Linked DNA regions of Homo sapiens: region 1 is linked to region 2. Evidence: chromatin loops called from intact Hi-C (ENCODE). Cell type or tissue: IMR-90. All regions are shown on one strand. Links, peaks and the distances in the headings refer to the core of each region. The heading gives the core; the rest is flanking DNA. Region 1 overlaps PRIM2 (DNA primase subunit 2). Region 2 overlaps PRIM2 (DNA primase subunit 2).

The links. A loop is a pair of places that touch in the nucleus more often than their neighbours do. Peaks named below come from ENCODE experiments on the same cell type or tissue, not always from the same donor. Only the 100,000 strongest peaks of a DNase experiment are listed, where the experiment ranks them.
Region 1: a loop joins it to region 2, with 2.7 times the contacts of the local background. A loop is called at or near these places in 1 of 110 quality-filtered maps.

Annotation. Positions count from the first base shown.
Region 1 is chr6:57,421,899-57,428,253 of GRCh38, reverse strand. The region is part of intron 7 of PRIM2 (DNA primase subunit 2); the gene reads right to left. Among named protein-coding and RNA genes, the nearest start is that of MIR548U, 35 kb to the right of the region's middle. RefSeq lists enhancers at 3,908-4,441, 4,442-4,976. In IMR-90, for the core only: no CTCF peak of the experiment used is centred there; no DNase peak of the experiment used is centred there; H3K27ac peaks cover 629 bases.
Region 2 is chr6:57,362,357-57,368,711 of GRCh38, reverse strand. The region is part of intron 5 of PRIM2 (DNA primase subunit 2); the gene reads right to left. Among named protein-coding and RNA genes, the nearest start is that of MIR548U, 25 kb to the left of the region's middle. In IMR-90, for the core only: no CTCF peak of the experiment used is centred there; no DNase peak of the experiment used is centred there; H3K27ac peaks cover 304 bases.

The DNA of each region.
Region 1 (6,355 bases), core at 2,279-4,778, 59 kb before region 2:
GAGTTGCCTCAAAAATGATTACACTTCAGCAATAAGACAATGACAGGTTTAACACATTTCTTGTATGTATAAATTTAAAAAACAAAAAAACACTTTCCAAGGTAAAAATAAACCTTGGGTATTTAAATTAAAAAATGTCAATTCTAAATGTTTAAAATTAAGCCTGCCATAATTCTACTGCAATTTTTTTTTTAAGTCAGTTTTTAACCTAGCTTCTCTCCTGTCTAAATGTAGCCACAGGATTCCTAGAGTCCCCTTAGGAAACAATCACCATGTGAGTTTTCCATGCAAATTTAAATTAATTTGAAACAGCTTGAAACTTGCAGTTAATCCTCCAAGTTGCATTTATAAGAATAAGGTTCAAATTTATAGTATTCTTATTTCAAGGAAAAGCAGCATTACAATATACAAACTATACATAAAGGATTCAAGAATTCTGACTTCTGATCTCACCAATTTTCTGCCATCTCAGAAAGTATTCCTGACAGGTCCCTTAATTCATCATCCTTAACATATTCATAGAGTTTAATCTCATTTATAAATAAACAACAATCTCCCCCCAAAAAAATTATCACTATAATACAAATGACATTGATAAAAATTTGCTATGTGATGCTGTTAATAATTGAATAACCAGGCTGGGCATGGTGGCTCACACCTGTAATCCCAGCACTTTGGGAGGCCGAGGTAGGTGGATTGCTTGAGGTCAGGAGTTCGAGACCAGCCTGGCCAACATGGTGAAACTCCGTCCTCACTAAAATACAAAAATTTGCTGGGCTTGGTGGCGCATGCCTGGAATCCCAGCTACTAGGGAGGCTGAGGCAAAAGAATAGCTTGAACCCAGGAGACGGAGGTTGAAGTGAGCTGAGATCGGGCCACTGCACTCCAGCCTGAGCAACAGAGCGACAAGTCTCAAAGAAAAAAGAATTGAATAACCCAGTTAAAATACAATTCCAAAGAAGTTTTTTGGTTTAAATTACAATTTAGCTAATAGTTTTTAACAAAGCCATTCCCAAAATCTCATTAAATACTTATGAAATCTGGAAAATAAGAAAACCTGTAACACGAAAACTAAGACTGAAAAAATACAGGATGAATTAAAACAAACTGCTTTACAGTTTTTGCCAATTTCTGCCAGGGTGATAAAGAAGTTCATTCCATTTTCTAGATAATTCAGTTCTAAAAAAGAAGAGAAATTTCAGTTGGCAGCCATTTTCACACAAGCCGAAAATATAGCTGGACAACATTTTCAATCACATTCTACTAGCTTACTCTAGATCACAAACACAACGCAGAAATTTCCTGCTTTTTAATGTATTAATTATATGAAATAGGATTCTATCATAGCTTTGGCTTAACAAAGACCTGGCTATTTATTTCAATAATCTTTCCCTATCAAAATTTCGGAAAATTGTACACATTTCTACTTTAGCCAAGGAGAAACCTCAGGTAGAAGAACAAAATCAAAACTATATCAAAATGTATTTATCTAATCACCTGTTGAGAAACATTTCATTTGATTCTAATTTGTGGCTATTATGAATAAAGCTGCTATGAATAATCATGAACAAGTCTTATGTACACCCCTCAACGGCAATGCAAATACAACTTGGTCCCCAACACCTGGTTTTACCAGTTTTTAAATTTTAGCCATTCAAGTGGGTGTACTGCTGTATCTCACTGTGGCTTTAATTTGCATTTCCTCGATGACTAGCAATACTGAGCATCCTTTTTCACACACTTAAGGGCATTAGTATATCTGCCTTTGTAAAATGTCTGTTCAAATCTTTTCCTCACTTTGGGATTCTTGAACACTTGAATACTGATCCTAAATAAAAAGAAATAAAACAGAACAAATAATGACACACACAGAAACCTGGCTGAGCAAAAGAAACCAGACACAAAAAAGTACATACTATGTGAGTCTACTTACATAAAACTCTAAAATAGGCAAAACTAATCTATAATATTCAAAATCACTCAGTGGTTGCTTGGGACGGAGAGTTTGAGATGAATGATTACAAAAAGCACAAGGTTATATTTGGGAAGGTGGGAATGTTCCTTATCTCATTTGGCATAATACTTATATGATGAGTGTATACTTTTGCCAAATATTAGAGACCTGTGTATTTAAAATCTATGCAGATTATTATATGTAAAGTATATATGAGTAGACACGACATGAGTTACTTTCCATCTTCAATTATCATATTTGAATTAAAATATATCTTTATGTGAAAAGAAATATTGAGTTATTAGCTGTCCACATATACTTAACTTTTAAAATAGAAATTGATAATGCTTCTGAAGTCTACGTTCAGGGTCTCTTCTGGGCATAAACAGGCCTATATTTGAGTAAAAGACCCTGAAATTCTGAGTTTCCACCTATTTTTACCATACTTTAACTGACCACTAAGAAAAAAATGAATTAATAAAAAGGTACACTATATCTGAGAGGTGTGATTACCGTTGTCTCCACCACCCTCTGTCCCTCAGATCTCTGGCCTCCTGTAAGTACCTTCTAATTCTATTCCTAGAATGACTCTCATCATTACTCAGACTATTAATAATTTCTGGCTTCTGAGGATTATTACTACAGTCTCTAAAAAGGCCATTAAAATTATGTTGACCAAATGTTTCCTATGCTTGGTGGAGATTTCTAATCTTTGAGTAATATTTCAAATATCTAATGTTGTTATAAATTAGACCATACTATGAATAATTTAAAATAATTCCATTGGCAGGGTGTGGTGGCTCACGCCTGTAATCCCAGCACTTTAGGAGGCCAAGGTGGGCAGATCACAAGGTCAAGAGATCGAGACCATCCTGGCCAACATGGTGAAACCCCATCTCTACTAAAAATACAAAAATTAGCTGGGTGTGATGTGCGCCTGTAGTCCCAGTTACTTGGGAGGCTGAACCCAGGAGGTGGAGGTTGCAGTGAGCCAAGATCGCGCCACTGCACTCCAGCCTGGGCGACAGAGCGAGACTCCCTCTCAAAAATAATAATAATAATTCCATTAAAAAATGTGTTTAGAATCTAAATCAAATAAATCCTAATTATTTGTTCAAAAAGGAAAAGAAATGAAAATATAATTTAAATACACGCTGCATAATAAAAACTAGATAGACACAGAACATATTTTAAGTGAGAAAAACTTGAAAAGTCAAAGCTATTCCTAAGTATAATATTTCACAGTTATCTATTTAACCAAGATAAAATATATGTGTATACATGTTTATTTATTCATTTATTCATTCATTTGGTATTCCTCTATCCTACACTTAAGGGAACACTAGCAAGGTTTTTCTTGAGTTACTTTAGTTGAACAGTATTTATTTGCATATATATAAAAGCTCTAAAGTGACAGTTATTAGTTCATTTAATAATATATTTTAGTTGTCTCAAATTATGCAAATTACATTAAGACTAATATAACTTATTTGCAATGACTTTGCTGATCAAAAAATATTTCTAGCTTCAGGTGGAATAACTGATGTCAAAAATGCACATTCTAATTTCTTCCATTTAAATTATCCAACTCAATGTCTTTTTAATGTATTCTTCTTATATAAATATGATCCTCCTTAAATTACAGACCAGTATTGTGTTTTTAAGGCATTGCTTTGATTTAATGGTAATCTCCTTAATATAAGAGTTTCCCAAATTTGATAAAGTCTTTTTATGAAGCTGTTGCAAAGATCTCCATTCTTGATACGCTGTTTACCAACTACTAGACAAGTTTAAATACCTTTATTTTAGCACTTACTCATGTTATCTTGTGGAGTCAGGCATTTGCTCATATCTTTTCCATCTGTTCTTATATAATTAACTAAATATGTAAAATCTAGTTGCTTTTCTTTGCCCAGGCTCTCAATGTTGTTTAATCTCTCCCTGGATAAAATTTAAAAGAACTTTTCCCTAAATCCTCTACTTTGGCTAGAAATGTACTATCTTTTTGTTAATAAAGTACATTGCTTCAAGTACTGTAAGATGTGGATGTGACAAAGAAGAACTGAACTTATCTTGATCTCTCAGTTAAGCTCCAGACAGCTAACACTGAAAAAACAGAAAAAGAATCTCTACTTTCTCGGAGTGCCTGATGTTTAAATTAGGTCCCAGTTTTGTTTTTCTTACAATTTCCTGAAATAAATGTACTTTTTCACAATCCACGCTGGCTAAACTGTGCCCATCCTTACCTATCTACCCACCACTGGCATCACAGACAAAAATTTCTAGTCAGCCCAAAATTAAAAGCAAGAATGTCATTCCAAGAAATAGGGTACATGTGCTCACAGGTATGTACCCACTGCACTCCTGTGCAGGCACACAAGAAGGAGCTTCAAACAGAGCCAAAAGATGCAATTCCACCTTTAGACCTGGACCCTTAAAACTCCTGCACTGACTGGGCAATTCACTGCCTCAAGGGATCAGTTACTGAAACAATGTACCCTTAATCACAGTGAGTACTACTCTAGGGGATATACCCACCAGGCAGCACGGGATCCTTTAGTATTCAATTAGAGATGTTTACTAAGGCAACATGAAGCTTCCCTTGGCTTTGCACATACCAAGTTTAATTGGCTACTTCACCATAAATTCCTCAAGGGGATTTAACAATGACCACGTCTTAGTCTCCGATCTTTAACATAAACCCTATTACCTAGCAACTACTAACATTTCGCTAATTCTGCTGCTCCCAAGCTTCCTGACTTTGCCACAGCTCATCCACTGCACTCATGTCACTCCAACTGGCAAGGTCGCCATCCCTCCAATCCATTCAGAGCAATAGGGTCTAATGTAAAGTTTGTGTTGTCTTATATTTTGCACTGGGTTCTTCTAGATTTCTTTCATGTTAACCTTCAACTGCTTGACTCTGATTAATTTTATATGTTGTCAACCACAGTACACTGGCCCCAAATGAAAATTATATATATGCTTCTTTGAAGAATAATGGAAAATTAAAGGAACTATGTGAAAGCATGCAAACGTCTATGAAAACATGTTCCTACATCTGGAACTTCTCTGATTAAAGAAAAAAACTACCATAAATTATTAGAAAAACACCAAGGTATAATACTAATGAAGAAATGAAAACAGACTTTCCGATAGGCTACCAAGTCAACTGCAAAGTGAAAAAAAGCAAAGGCTACTAGGTTTTTGTTGTCTTATTATCATACCATACTAAGCTTGTGTGTACATATTACAAAAATCAGCCATTTGTGTTACAAGGAATTACTCTGCACTAACACTGAAAATATAATACCTGACAAACTCCTTATTCATCATTCTGAGACATTCAAACTTCAACTAAAGTCTTTTACCTCCATTATTTAAAATTTCAAGTAAATGGGGCATCTCAAAAATTCACCTGCAAAATACTACATTTGTTTCCATCCTTTCTTAGCTCTTGGTATCTGACCTGCTTGCCAATTTATTCTGAAAGGTCATAATGTAAGCAGAGTTCTGCTGCATGTGGGGAAAAAAAACCTGTTTAGCATAAAACCCTATCATTTGTATACTAGCCATACCATGTAAAAAAAAAAGAATTCCATCAAAAAAATGTAAACAGTATTATTGCCACTGAAATTCTGATACATTTGTTTTAATAAAATTAGTCTAAATGGATTTTTGGTATATTAACTTGGTATCTAAGTAAAATTCTAAATTTCATTGATGTATCTTTACATTAAAGTTCTGTGATATGTAATAATACTCAGGTCATCATATTCCATTAATTAAAAGTTAATAGCAATTAATTTTAAAGCACTGCATAAAATAATGACAGAAAATATAAATCTTTAAGAAATATTTTCAGCTGAGCATGATGGCTCACACCTGTAATCCCAGCACTTTGGGAGGCCAAGGCGGGAGGATCACCTGAGGTCAGGAGTTCAAGACCAGCCCGGCCAACATGGTGAAACTTTGTCTCTACAAAAATACAAAAAGTGGGTGCCTGTAATCCCAGCTACTTGGGAGGCTGAGGTGGGAGAATTACTTGATCCAGGAGGCAGAGGTTGCAGTGAGCCGAGATCACACCATTGCATTCCAGCCTGGGCGACTGAGAGAGACTCCATCTCAAAAAAAAAAAAAAGAAAGAAAAGAAATACTTTTGAATTTAATGTCTTCTATTTGACTACATAAATTAATGCAAAAAAAAGAGTTCTATAAATTTAAACTGTACGTTTGATGAAATGTCATAGCTCAAATTATAATGCAAGATATATTTTTAAGACTGGTACAGTCAAGATCCAGTCTTGTAGATAATAAACTTATAAATTAAGACTGACATCTTTTGAATCTTTCATCTGGTTCTAGTATCTTACATCTATTCTAGATGATTATTTTGAAGCC
Region 2 (6,355 bases), core at 2,203-4,702:
TATTTATTTATAAATTATATGTATGTATTACTGTACATTCTGCACTTAAAACATGCCATACCCATCCCCAAAATGTGGAACGGATGAGACTAAAAATATATGTTGTATTATTTATTTCTTTCCCACATTCCCAAATGATCATCTTGGGGATGCCATGTTGGAACCACTAGTCTAGTACACTGGCATCAAAAGTAAAGATATAAATAAGGCTTCCCAGAGATTTAAGCTTCTATAAGCTTCCAATCAACAATACTCAATCACATTTATAAATAGTTTGGATAGTTTCTATTTGAATCTACAGAGCTTTCTTAGACCCTGGTCATTAAGTAAGTATGTACATTACTTGCCAGTGAAGCTTTTTAAAATTACAGATTCCTGGTGCCACCCAGACCTACAGACTGAAGCCCTGAGCTGTATGTTTTTTTTTAAGGTCCATTAGTGGTTCGACATACATCACTGGTCTAAACAGCATATCCCAGGAAAAGAATCCGCTTTTCTAAAATAAATGTATGATATATATATGATATATATAAAACAATTAGGAATCATTTCATTTATAAAGAAATTAAAACTGTGAATAGATCAAATGCTGAAAGCAAATATCATAATTTTTAATACTGTTATTATCATTTCAAATAAATATAGGTTCTATATTGGTAGCAAATACTGTGATTATAAAGGGCAATTTGTTTCCCAAATGCACTGTGATGTAATCATCAATCTGGAGTACATGGGGATTAAAGATGGCTGCAAAGTCTTTGACACATCCTCCGTTGAGAGCTAAGATCTATTTGCCCTCCCCTTGAATCTGGCCTGGCCTGTGACTACTTTGACAGGAACGAGTGATGCCCTGCCAGGCCCAGGCCTATTTTTTGAGAGGACTGGCAGATTCTGCCTTGTTCACTTGGAGTCCTAGATCATGAAGTAAGAAGTCCAACCACCTCGTTTGAGGGATCACATGGAAAGGCGTCCAGCAGAGTCCAGCCTTTTAGAAGTCCTCACATATGCACAAGCATGTGAGTAAAGCTGTCTTAGACATCCTAGACCAGACTAGTTGTCAACTAAGAAAGCCCATATATAATACTATGTGGAACAGAACAATTGCCCTGTAAGCCCATTCTGAATCCCTAACCCTCGAAAGTGTGAGATATAATAAGATGGGTACTGTTTTAAGTTTTAGAATTAAGTTTTGATTTTAAGTTTTAATGTTAGGTTTTGGAATTGTTGTTTTAGGTTTGGAGGTATTTCTGACACAGTGATAAATAACCCAAATATTTATCAACCTAAAATAAGTTAGTTTTAAACATTTTTTTCTATCTGTAATCCAGTTCTTACAAAGTACTTTCTTCATTTAAATGTATAAAGGAGAGCCATATAATAGGAAAAAATTTTAATTGGAAAATCTTTAACAAAGAGACAAAAATAGAAAATAAAAAAGGAAATAATTACCACTCTGTGGCTGAATTAATTAACTAAAATTGATAGGATAGTATGGTACTTCACTCACAAATTTTTTTGTCATTTATAATCATCCAAAACATTAAAAGTTAGAAAATGAATAATTTAATATCCTGACATTCTAATTAGTATGTTGATGTCTCAGTAATACTGTCAAGCTAATCAATATAAAAATCAATTGTCTGGTTACTTTATTACTGTTTTTTTAATAGCATAGGCACATTTGGAATATAGTAAAATTAACACTAAAAAGGAAAGATTATTTACTTATACTAAAGCATATTTCATCTCTTCTACAAGAAAACAAATATTTTTGAAAAAAAATAGGTAATTTAATCAAGACCTCTACCTCCTTGCTATCTCATGAGAACACCGTGCTAGCATAAATTAACATAACTTTATTCCCTCCTTTTTCCTCCACCCTAGCCAGCTGCTCCCCACTTACAGATTATTGCTCTCCACGTTTCAATGCCTCAAGTTCATCATATCCTTCTGGCACCTCATTATGGTGACCAACCATCCCAGTTTGTCCAGGAATGAGAGGTTTCTAAGGATGTGGGACTTCCAGTACTAAAACTGGAACAGGCACGGTCCAAATCCAAATCTTGTCGACATCACAACATCCACTTTCTTGCCACTGTCCAAATGGACTGCTACACCCATATGGATGATCCAGTCAACACTAGTTTCACAGTCGTCAGCATCCTCTGACCCACTCACCCTCCACTTCTGCAGCCCACTCCCACGATCACAGCACAATTCACAAGCAACGCATCACCCCTACCCTCACACATTTTCCCCAACCACATCTCCATGTCCTTCCTGCTCACTTACTCCATTATCCCCACTACACAGGCTCTTTGTGTCCATCAAAGTTCCTTTTTATCCCAGGCCTTTAAACTCTTTCTAGTTTCAATTTTCTTCCCCTAAAATACTTTGCCCTCCAATTATACCAACCTATCTGCACTTCCTATAGCGCACCATGTCTTTCTTTCACTTCTATGACTTTACACATATTTCCCACATCTGAAATGTCTTTCTATACCCTGTGTTTCTACTGGCAAATTTCTATGCAACTAACAGGTTACCTCTGCAAAGTTGCACCAGATTTCCTTAGGCATAGTTACTCCCACCTCCATGCTGGTACATACCTGTCTGCTTGAAGATACAGTTTTTTTTTATATTATTTATGTACAATACTATAAGCATTTATATCTCCCTCACTAACATATGAACCTAAGCACAGGTAAATGTGTCATAACGATTATATTCCCAGTTCTTTTTTTTTTTTTTTTTTTTTTTTTGAGATATGGTCTCACTCTGCTGCTCAGGCTGGAACAGCTCACTACAGCCTTGATCTCCCAAGCTCAAGCAATTCTCCTGCCTCAGCCTCCCAAATAGCCTGGGATTACAGGCGTGCTAACGCGCCACCATGCCCAGCTGATTTTTAATTTTCTGTAGAGACCGGGTCTCATTATGTTACCCAGGCTGGTCTCAAACCCCTTAGCTCAAACAATCCTCCTGCCTTGGCCTCCCAAAGTGCTGGGATCACAGGCGCGAGCTACCGCACACAGCCTATATTCCCAGTTCTTACCACAATACCTGATGAAATGTTTACTGACTGAAATACACAAACTATGGAAAGTGACAATATTCAAACTGAAGAAATACAGAAAAGCTTAGAATAAGAGAAAAATAAATATTCTGTGTGATGAAACCCCAAAAGACTAAAAATTATTAATGATAGGATGTAATAAAATAAATTCATCAAAAGATAAAAAACAGATTAATTCACGAAAAGGCACAAAAATTCATACACACAAAATAATGTTCAATTCCGCTAATAATTAAAGAACAGTTAAGAAGTTGCTAGACCAACAAGCAGTAATAAGGCAGTCCTAGAATTGGCACTGTGACAGAGATGGAGGGAAAACATGCAATTAAGAAAGATAGAAAGGAAATACCAAGAAGTTATGACAGAATCATGCCTGAGTGAATGTAACAGCAGTGCCTTTAATAAAAATCATCTTTCCTGACAGTTTCTCCAGATGAGCACAAGGGCAGTTAAACAAATTAAAGAAATAATACTTCTCTATTAATTTGATATAATAATTTAAGAAGCTATTTTAACTTAAATTTTTAAAAAATCTTTATAATTCTTTAGACCATCACCTCTCCAGCCCAGTAAGCTGTCTTGACTTGAGGCTCAGAATATGTTAAGGGGAGAGGGGAACAATTTGCAACATCACCAACAGCACAGCAGCAGATGGGCTCCGTGCTATTAGCAGTTTCTGATTTCTTAAGTTATTCAGATCTACATCTCACTGAAAACAACAAAAATGATGGACAAAACACTTAAAAATATTAGCTTAACAGCATTTTAAAAATACTGTTAAACTAATATTTAGTTTAAAAGGGAACTTGTTGGCCAAATTTTGAGGCAAACCCAGGAGAACTAATGCCATTTTTGCTCTGAGGACATTAGTAAATGCCATCTCCTCATACTTCAGATCTTCAGTCTCAAGGGGCAAGGTAGCAAAACACAAGGATTAGGGCCTGCCAAGCGGAAGACTCTTGCAAGAGGCCCTCCCTATATTAAACTGGAGACCCAAACGAAGAACATCTTCAGAGAAAGAGTGAACTAGAATTGACCCACCATCTCTCTCCTAACCACAGAAGAACGAAGGGCAAGCTGACTTGTCACTGAGCAAAGCAGGAAAAGAAAAAGGTAGGAAAATGAAGTTTTTGAGAAGCTGTGGCCACCCAAAGTATATATGGTGTGGATGGGCCAGAGACACAATCCTAAATACGGTTTAAAAAGTGTCCTTGACTTAATACCTGACATAATACCCCTAAAGTAATACTCTCAGAAACCTGGCAAAAGCAAACACAGTACCTCTCAGAGGAGAGCACATTCACCCTGAAAATGTCCTGAAAAAAGGCTGTGGGAGGGCAATAACCAGTTAAAGATAACCAACCACGCAAGGAAATAAGGCAACATGGGTGAAAGACAATCACAAACCATAGCAGGAACAGACCACACAGATTTTAACTCTTAGAATTATCAGACAGATTAAAAAGCAACCTACAACAAATTTGAAAAAGAAAAGCAAATATTAAAATATCTGCAAGGAATAGGAATCCATAAAAAGCAACATAGCAGATGTGAAAAAAAAAAAACAAATAAATTACAGTAGCCAAAATTTAAAATTCAATGGGAGTAGAACAGACAAAACAGAATATAGAAATAACAAACTGGGAAATAGTTCAGAAAAAATAATCTGTAACTCAGCAGAGAAAGAACAAAAAGAAGGAAGACACAACCTGAGGATGAAAAGTGAATGACTAAGAAGACCTAAAATACAGTTGACTAACACACCAGACAGAGAGGAGAAAGAACAGGTAGAGGGAAGTTTAAAAGCAATAATGGCTGAGAATTTTCCAGAATTAATATAAGACACCAATCTACAAATTCAAGAACGCTGGTGAAACTCAAGCAGGATAAATAAAAAGAATTCTACTCCTAGACAAACAGAATATTTAAATCAAACAAAAGTAAATTAAATAGAATATCTTAAAAGGAGACTAAGAGCAGGGTGGCTGTCTTACCTTCAAATGAGCTACAGTTAGACTAACAGCTGATTTCCCCACAGCAAGAGGAGAAGCCAGAAGGCAGCAGAGTGATATATCTTAATGTGCTAAAAGAAAGTACATGCCAACCTAGAATTCTACATCCAGCAAAAATGTCTTCCAATAAAGGAGACAATCTCTTATTTCTTCTTTGGATGAAAAGGTATAGTATATAGTAATAAAACATAAAAAAACACATTTCACTTGAAACTAATGCAACATGAAGACAGACATGTATGGAAAGATGAACATTTAATGTTTTCTTGTATGTCTCCTTTATACTTATAAACATATGATATTTTATTACTAATTGCTTACATATATAATTGTGTCATGGTTCTTCAGTAGATGAGTAGACCCAAGGGTGATGGACCATTTCTATGTTTTCTTGGGTCTCCCCTCTACACACTCTCACCCATACTTTGCCCAGTTTGGGAAATACTAACTACTGAGATGGTCAATAGTTCATGACTGAACTCCTAAGATCATAATTCACTTTTACCCAAATGTAGTTGAAATTTTATTTCAATAATTTAACATTAAATATTAGATTAACAAACTTTCTGATCTTATATTACTAAACCTTACAAACAGTAAATATTTAATGAATGATAAGCAAAACTTTAATGAGAGTAAGCATGCTTTCACAACTGAAATTTGTACCCACCACCACCCCGGTTTCCCTATGAGCTAAGTTAAACTGATCAAGTCTTTGAAATTTGCAACCGTTTCTTTAATTACAAACTATTTATTTCAAGCACCCAGTTAATTGGCAGAATGCCTATTTTTTCACACAGCTTTCTCTTACTGAGCTTCAAATTTTCTTCTTTATGACATCTCCTTTATGTTATCTTCTGCAATAACCTTTTGGTGCACAATTAAAGGCCTCTCAAACTCAATCTTCTTTGAGGCTCCAACTGGCAAGTGTTTTCCAAAAAAAAAAAGGAAGTAATTTCCCTTTCCCATTTTTACAATGTAGCCCAGTAGAAAACTGTTCAACTTAACTTGGTTCTACATTTCTAAATCATGCAGCATCTTGGACATTTTCAAGATCATTGAAAGAGAGGCAGCCAGATTCTGAGTCATGAAAGATATAATGATAACCGAAGTCTTCCAAGCCAAGCAGCTAACAGTAGCATAGTACAAAAAAAAATATGGCTTTCCTTAGCTGGAGAGGAAAGGGAGAAACTTGCTTTGAGTCAACATGAACCACTGATGCAGCCACGTTTATTCAAGCAATAAGAGTAAGGAAAAATAAATTCCAAAA